3 separate regions of the Homo sapiens genome follow, and all the other regions are linked to region 3. A link is a contact called in ENCODE Hi-C data. All regions are on one chromosome and are shown on one strand. Each heading gives the region's core, a stretch centred on a gene start or an enhancer-like site at or near the end of the contact. The rest is flanking DNA. Distances are from core to core; before and after follow the strand shown. Region 1 overlaps SLC15A4 (solute carrier family 15 member 4). Region 2 overlaps LOC124903083 (a long non-coding RNA gene). Region 3 overlaps SFSWAP (splicing factor SWAP).

Region 1 (2,741 bases), core at 97-2,596, 3.0 Mb before region 3:
GGAGATCAATTTTGAAAAAGAATGGCCAGTTATCCAAAGGAGAAATTACATTAACAAGAGGGGCCTGAAAAACCAGAAGCGTACCTGTTCTCAGCTTCTTTTTCAGAGAGGCTTTAGACATAGTTAAAGCAGCCAAAATGACTCCATAACTAAAACCAAAAATTCCAAGATTCTGTAGACTCATGGGAAAAAAAATCACCTAGTCCTACCTACTTTAGAAATGGCCAAAACAAGTGCTAGGGTAAGACTTCATAGGAAGATAAAGGAAATTAAACCTGTTTGTCACCACTCACTTGGAAATACACTGTCCAGTAAGGTATCAAAGCCAAGAAAACAGGGACAATCTTGACCAGAGCTTTCACATCTTCCACTTTCTCTTCTGTAAATGGCCCACCATGAGACATCTTACATGAATCAAACAGACTTTGTTTAGAAGATTGCTGAAAGACTCCAATGCCTTCACTTTGGGAAATAAAATGAAGGAATTAGTTTTCTTCCCCTCCCAGCAATCAATTATTTGGTCACAAATTAAGTTTGGAGGTAAGAAACCAGCTCACTGTATTGAATCTGCTTCAACTCATTCCATCACTTACTAATTGTACACACCCAACACAGCTACCTAAATTATTTCTAAATGTCACAGAATGTACTGAAACAGCTGACAAAGGGACTTTCTAGTCAAAGTGAAACTGGGCTACTGTAATTTTGGCGTGGCTGGAAGATCTGTGATGACAGTGTGAACCACGGCTGAGCTGAGAGCCCCAGCGCAGCTGCCAGCTCGGCAATCTCCGTGTGGGGAGAGTCTGCAGCTCTACGTGACACTGGGAGGGACACTAGCTATGCCACTGGATAGCATATGAAAAAATGCACTGGATTGTGTGAATTTTTAATCAGCTAATTTATCAAACATCAAGACCTGACAGCCAATACCCATGCTGTTAATAAAACCCTGCTGGTTTAAACTGAGTCACTGGCAGGACTGAGGCAGGCTTCTATTCTCGGAGGAAAGCTGTCAGCTCTTGGATTAAGGAAGAGCTGTTGGGGGAGGGCGGTGCTGGTGGTGATGAGAGGAGGATGTCCCTGGCTCTGTCCCCTGACAGTAGGAAACAGGGAGTGCCCAGTGCACCGCGTCCCATGTGCTCCCTCATTAACCATGTGGTGTTAAAACTCTTCAGGGCCCTATTGCACAGAGGAAGATGCCGGGGCACAGAGAGTGTGAAGGGTGCCTGAGGTATGGCCAGGACTTGGACCCAGGCAGTCTTGGCTTTACAGCCTGAGGCCCTGACCCCTGCAGGACACCACTGTCCCTCCACTCCCTGCCACTGCCCTCACATCTGCCGGTCACAGCAGGAACATGGACCTGGCATCCCCAGCTCTTGTACTAACGAGTTTCACTTCCTTGCTCTGGGCCTGCTTCATTATTTAGAAAATGAACAGGCCCCACTAGACAGCTCCGCACTCTCTCCCAGCTCCAAAACACTCTAATGGGGAACGGGCTCCAAGGATCTCAGGGGTAAAATGGGAAAACAAAGTGCACACTATTCTCTAAAGCCAGAAGTACCAGGAGAGAGTTAATTCCCAATAAGATTGTGTTTAACTGTGGGAAGCCAACAGAAATGGCACCTGTCAGCCTTCTAGTTTATTAACTCATGTCCCATTTTACTATGGTGCCAGTATTTTAAATTCTTTATCTTATAAAGTCAACATTTTAAGTCTGGACATTCAGAGTGGGGAAAAATAGAAGCGCTGAAAACTATAACTGAATATTTTAGCCAAATTTTGGACAAGAAAACTAAGTTCGATTCAACAAATACTGATCGAGTACCTGCTGTAGGCCCTGCATTGCTCTACCTGGGGGCTAAAGGGGAGGGCTCCTGTCCTTACGGACTTAGTCTAGTGGGGGAAAATAATCAAAAACAAAAACACCCAAAAGTGAAAATAAATTCCAAAGACATTATAAATACTTTCACTCGAAAACATTAACTTCTTCAAGTACTACTTTTTTTCAAAAAGGAAATTAAAGTCCTTTTGTACCTAATGCAGATACTATCAGTGGTTTACCACATCATATTAAATACCTTTCACTAAAAACATTTAAATAACAAATAAACCCATTTTCACACAAAGAATCATTCACACAGGTTACTGGTTATATTACTTTCGCTTTATGTAATTAAAATATTTAAAAGCTGTGAAATCAACATGCATCTGAAGCTTTACTGGGTTACACATATTGTTAGGTGCACTATTTTGCAACATACAAGGGTCCAACACGAAGCCACGGTCACAAGTGACACCCGAACACCCACAAGAGCCCTCTGCTCCTCCCACACAAGTTGACGAGCTCCAGTTTCAGGACGCCTGTGCCTGAGTCTCTGTGAAGGCCGCATGTAGGTGTGTGTATTCTCCAGGAAAAGAGTCCACTGGTTCTCACGGATTCCCAAAGAAGTATGTATCTCAAAAAGCTGTAGAACCATTTCTACTCTGGTCTGATGAGTTGAACAAATACGCCTTCATTTCTCATTTAATATCAAGCACTATATTATCTTCAAAACACAGATCAACCTGGATTGAAACTGAGATTGGGCCAGATGAAATTAAGTGTCACAACTGTAAAAATGTTGGGTATGTCATGCTTCCTCAGGCTTTGGAGGCCCAACTTTTTTTTTTTATTTTATTTTTTCGTTTTTGAGACGGAGTCTCGCTACCTTCCAGGCTGGAGTGCAGTGGTGTGATCGCGG
Region 2 (2,700 bases), core at 102-2,601, 2.9 Mb before region 3:
AACTCCTGAAGTCAGGTGATCTGCCTGCCTTGGCTTCCCAAAGTGCTGGGATTACAGGCTAGAGCCACCACGCCCGGCCAGCAACTCCATTCCGTACTAAAATGTAATGGATATGATTGACTAATTAGCCAACATCCATACTCTTTCTTTTTCCAAACAATCCTGATTCTCTTCACATATTTGTCTTCCTTAACCCACCCCTGTCCCCACCAGCTTCCCATGTAGCTCAGGAGAACCTGACTTCATCCTTGTTCCCAGATAGAACTAGCCCACACCAGTACTAGTCTCATGCCTCTTCATGGTGACCAGTTCAGGAACGCAGACTCTAACCTTTCAGGACACGAAATTTCCCTGGTGCCTGCGGTTACTGACCCAGCAGTGGACAAATGAGGTAAGTTGACCCAGTCAGACTAGAGGCAAGGCCACTTATTGGCTGACTGTGGGCGAGGCACATGCTCCCAAACTGGATGTGAGTTAGGAAACCTGCAGCTCTAATAGCTCCTGATGGCTATTGACAACCATGAGATGAACCAGCTTAGGATGAGACTGACTTGGGGGATGGCACAGGAGACTCAGGGAGAAGTGAGATAATAAGTCTTAACATTGTTTAAGCCACTGTGTTGGGTTTTCTGTTATTTGTATTACTTGTGGCCCCAAGCCACCTATCATAATTCTATCAAAAATGGAAAAAATAAAAGAACTGGAAGGCTAGGGCAGGAGAATTGCTTGAACCCAGGAGGCAGAGGTTGCAGAGAGCCGAGATCGCACCACTGCATTCAGCATGGGCGACAGGGTGAGACTCCGTCTCAAAAAATAAAAAATAAAAAAATTAAGGAACAAGAGAGGCCAGCCTGATTTTTTTCTCATGCCTGACCCATGAGTTTTCTGCTGGGCTTCTGTAATGATTGGGTTTGCAGCCCCTGTACTGAGCCCCCAGTGATGGTATAGCTAAAGAATTGATGTAAGGTGATTCCTCCCACTTTATTGGATATGCTCGCAATATACTTCTGCCCCAAAAAGTGATCCTATGAGTCTCTCCTTTGCAGCTAAAATTAATAAATGACCCAACCCATACAGTAGGCATCTAAGGGATAGGTAACCGTGTCTTCCAAAATAACATTTTTGTCTATTGGCTCTTCACCTCAAGGGCCCTCTAGAAAAGGGGCAAGGACACTCTTTGCAAAGGTGCCTGTGGTGTGGACTAGACTTGGAAACACAGGGTTCTCCCTTCTCTGGTACCACTTTGTCTCCTGAGCCTCACCCAGTGCAGAGCTCGAGTGGGTGTGATTTAAGGCAGTGAACTGAGAAACCGTCACAGACAGGACATTCAGGGGACTGCCTGACTCCTCTGGCTGTTTCATGACATTTCTGCCGTAGTTTCACATCTCTGTTGAGTTGCTCACTCCTCACCGCCAGACAGTTGCCTCTCCTTACTGACAGTTTCAGCTTCCTCAAAACTTCGGGTTAGAAGCAGCTGTCATAGCCTTTCTGTGCCATCTGTACATCACTAACTCACTCAACAAACAACTGTTGAACACCTGCCCCCTGAGTCATGACAGCTCAGCCTCAGCTCAGCTCAGCCTCAGCACTCACGGCCAGTGCTTCAGCTTCTCCAATTTCCCAGATCCCTAGGGAGGGACTCGGATAGGCCCCCTCACCTTTGTGCATCAGGCCATAGCATAAGTCATTAGCCATAGTACAGCCACAGGCCATGCCACACATCTTTTGAATCTCCTTGGGTACAGAGAGTTGCCATAAATTCTATTTACTTCAAGGAGTCACTGTTGCAACCACTCTTTCTGGCTACAAATACTCTTGATAGAAGCAGAAGGTATAAAAAGTGAAATCAATAAAAACACAGGCAACCAACGGAATAGAATCAGGTGTTAAATCCTTGATCCTAAACCAAAGCCACACTAATCTACTTTTAGTATGAACTAATTCAGCTCCCAGAATGACTTGCATTTATTTTAACAGAGGATGTGAGAGTGTACGGTCAGGAAGCTGATTTTGATTTGACTTGTTTCAGGCACTCATTTTATTTGACCCTTGCGAGTAGCAACGTCTGTTTCTTGCGTACTTTTCCACCTGTGTTTAAAAAACCCCCAAGACGTGCAAAAGTTGGGCTTCGCCAATAGAAGCAGGGAGGTGAAGAGAGAGAGAGAGAGTAAGTGAAAGAAAATGAACTTCTGCTTCCTTCTATTGCAAGAAGCGCAAGATGGTGTGACCACACCTAAGATCCTATTTTAACCACCACTTTCACAATTCCTTGTAAGCAACCTTAGCCTAAACTGTAATCATATAATAGTTCGTTGGTAATTATAAGTGTATTTGTTTTCTAGATTAGGCCTTACAGGAAAGATCAAGGAAGATGAATACAAAGAACAAGAACAGAAGCACTAATACAAAATAACTGATTGTATGAAGTGAAATCAGCCAGGCACAGAGAGATACATACCATGTGCTCTCACTCATATATAGAAGCTAAAAAAGTTGATCTCATAGAAGTACATGTTTCAAAATCCTACCTTATGCCCCATAATTATGAACAATTATTATATCAATTAAAAATAATGAGGCCAGGCGTGGTGGCTCACGTCTGTAATCCCAGCACTTTGGGAGACCAAGGCCAGTAGATCACCTGAGGTCAGGAGTTTACGACCAGCCTGGACAACGTGGTGAAACCCTGTCTCTACTAAA
Region 3 (2,700 bases), core at 145-2,644:
GGTGTCTGTGACCCCTGGAGCCTCAGAAAGCCTGTGTTACAATCAGTGTTGAGTGTTAATCAGCTCAGTGGAGGGTCAGGGTGACAGCCTTTACACCCTGCCCTCTTGGTACCTGAGTTCTTGTCCGGCGTCCAGCAAGAATCAGGTCACACGAACGAATTAAAGGGTGGTGAATATGGAGGACTTTATTGAGCTGTGGAAGTGGCTCTCAGCAGAAAGGGAAGCTGACAAGGGGGTACAGCAGGAAGATAATTTTCCCCTGGAGTCTGGCCATCCCTCAGCCAAACTCCTCTCCAACATCCAGCTGCTTCCTCTCCTCTCTTTGCTCAGATGCTTTCTCTTCTGTGTGTGTCCCCTTTGTCTGGAGTCTGGGGTTCTTATGGGCACAGGATAGGGGGCAGAGCAGGCCAAAAGGCAACATTCAGGTGGGAAAACAGGGATAGTTGTCACTTTGGGCCACGGGTCCAGGCTTGAGTGTGAAGCCCTCACCAGTATTTCCCTGCCTCCTGCCTGTATCACATACATTCTCTCTTCATTCCTAGTGTGTGTTCGTAATCCAGGATGAAGAGAAGGGAGAAGTCTTCATTGAACCCCTTTTTTCATGCGGTCATTTACATAGTAGCAACAGACTGCAGGATGATTTCTTAGATTCCACAAATTTTTTTTCTTTTTCTTTTTGAGAGAGTCTCACTCTGTCGCCCGAGCTAGAATGCAGTGGTACCATCACAGCTCACTGCAGCCTTGACCTCCCGGCCTGAAGCACTCCTCCTACCTCAGCCTCCAAAGTAGCTAGGACTTACATGCACTTGCCACCATGCCCAGCTAAATTTTTTTGTATTTTTGGTAGAGATGGGATTTTGCTATATTGCCCAGACTGGTCTTGAACTCCTGGCCTCAAGCAGTTCTCCCGCCTTGGCCTCTCAAGATGCTAGGATGACAGGCATGAGCCACTGCACCCAGCCCACAAATGTTTTCAAGTTACTGATCTGCCAAGTTTACAATTCCAGTAAGAGTTTGAAAAGGAAATAGGAACTGAAACCTGCCTGTGTTTGCTGAATCTCTGCTGTGTGCTAGGTGCTGAGGTGCTTTGGGATATGCATTAGAAGCTTGCTTGTTAACCAGTGACCATGACTGCATTTGAGCTGTTGCTGTTCACACATGGGCATTTCCATCAGGACAGCACAGCCAGGAGGAGAGTGGCGGCTCCGGGACCTGGGGCTCAGGCGAGGCCTTGAGGAGCTTACCAGAATAGTGAGGGCCCACGAGGGCCAAAGACCCACAAGTGGTAAAGGACAGGTGGCCCCACTCAGGAAGACACTTTCTCAGGCAGAACCGGAATGACAATGGGAGGCCAGTTGTGGAGAGCCTGGGACGCCAGAATAAGTGAGCACGAGAGACCGACAGGATGAGAGCCGCATTTCCGCTGAGACAGTGTGGCTGCGGGGCACGGGGCGCTGGAGCAGAGTGGAGGCAGGGGTGGGAGGATGCACCTGGGCAGGACGTGGTAGGGCAGTGGGGCTGGGTGAAGGGATGGAGAGCAACGCCGCAGTGTTGGTTATCCCTTTCATAGTTAATGTAGTGTCCTTCACAAATAAGATTTCTTTTATTTTCAAATACAATCAGATACAAAGTCAGTCTGCTTTTGAGCGGTTTGTTTTGCCACAGTAGGAAATAATCGTTGCTGGTTCATGTGCTAATTTTGTTGCCAAATACTTCATCGTGACACAGGGGGACTAATCAATGTTAATTTCCAGTGTTACAGAAGTGGCCGGCGGTAAGCTGTTAATGCTCTCATAAATGACCATTTTTCAGAAGTTATTTGCTTTGTCCCGGACTCTACCTAAACCAATGTACGTCTGCCCCCCTACATTCAAACATGACTTCCGTTTTGATCATTTTTGCTGGAATATTAAAAATGCATCTCAAAGGCAGCTGTGGTTTCTGGGAAGCTGTGTTTGGCATCAGTCCTTGTTCACTTTTAGCACTTGAAGCTGAAAAAAGCAGTAATGTCAACATAATGAACCATCTTAATTCAGCCTGGCAGAGGTCACAACAGCTCTAGTTTTCACCTTCATGGTGAAGGATGATCGTGTTGTTGGAATAAATAGACCTGGACTTGATTACAAGTGACATTTGAAAGTGTTGATTCAGATTGTCCCGTCGCTTCAAAATGGAGCCCTAGTCTTTAAGCACAGTGGTGAGATAAGTATTATTAATGACAGGCATTAGTTAGGATAAAGGCAAAAAAAAAAGTTTGGAGGCTCAAATCATTAAGTTGGCAGTAGAAATATGAATAGAAACTCAGCTGGAGAGTTGACTCCTCGCACTCCTGTTTGTCTTGACTGTGCCTCAGATGGCGTCTCGCGCCCGTTTGGTTTTGTCTTTCACAGACGTTTGCCAGGGACCATGTTTTTCCATCTCCCCTCTGTTTTAACACAGCGCCTTACCAATCACACACCAAATTAGTGCAGTGATTTTGTGAGCGTGGAGAGAGTAAATGAGGAGAGTTCTTCACCAGAAAAAGACAGCAAAGACGTGTTTCTCTTCCTTCTCGTCACAGAACAAACTCCTTACTCGAGGGTGGAGTATGTGTCTCAGCTCTCCTTCTCTTCAGCTCTCTCTTTGTTTTCCTGGGGAAATCCCGGGCCTTGTTGAAAGGACCTGCAGCAGCTCTGACTTCCCGAACACTCACAGGTGCCC

What was found. Hi-C counts contacts between places; a loop is a spot of excess contacts on that map. Pooled maps may share reads with other maps.
Region 1: a map with no recorded cell type shows a loop between it and region 3 (11-fold over the local background). The contact joins two enhancer-like sites. A Hi-C loop is called at or near these places in 2 of 37 single-sample maps with no recorded cell type and 4 of 50 pooled maps.
Region 2: a loop to region 3 is called in a pooled map, with 6 times the contacts of the local background. The contact joins two enhancer-like sites. A Hi-C loop is called at or near these places in 1 of 50 pooled maps.

Annotation. Positions count from the first base shown.
Region 1 is chr12:128,809,650-128,812,390 of GRCh38, forward strand. SLC15A4 (solute carrier family 15 member 4) reads right to left here. Exons shown (of 8, transcript NM_145648.4): 3 at 294-462. Among named protein-coding and RNA genes, the nearest start is that of SLC15A4, 13 kb to the right of the region's middle. RefSeq lists enhancers at 1,153-1,252, 2,487-2,556. Within about 2 kb of position 1,347, at least 20 of the 41 ENCODE cell types and tissues checked have a DNase peak (open chromatin) inside an H3K27ac peak, as active enhancers do.
Region 2 is chr12:128,828,605-128,831,304 of GRCh38, forward strand. LOC124903083 (a long non-coding RNA gene) reads left to right here. Exons shown (of 2, transcript XR_007063602.1): 2 at 1-842. Among named protein-coding and RNA genes, the nearest start is that of SLC15A4, 6.0 kb to the left of the region's middle. RefSeq lists enhancers at 1,167-1,236, 1,807-1,916. Within about 2 kb of position 1,352, at least 10 of the 41 ENCODE cell types and tissues checked have a DNase peak (open chromatin) inside an H3K27ac peak, as active enhancers do.
Region 3 is chr12:131,772,682-131,775,381 of GRCh38, forward strand. The region is part of intron 13 of SFSWAP (splicing factor SWAP); the gene reads left to right. Among named protein-coding and RNA genes, the nearest start is that of MMP17, 54 kb to the right of the region's middle. RefSeq lists enhancers at 755-1,380, 1,112-1,301, 1,381-2,005. Within about 2 kb of position 1,395, at least 6 of the 41 ENCODE cell types and tissues checked have a DNase peak (open chromatin) inside an H3K27ac peak, as active enhancers do.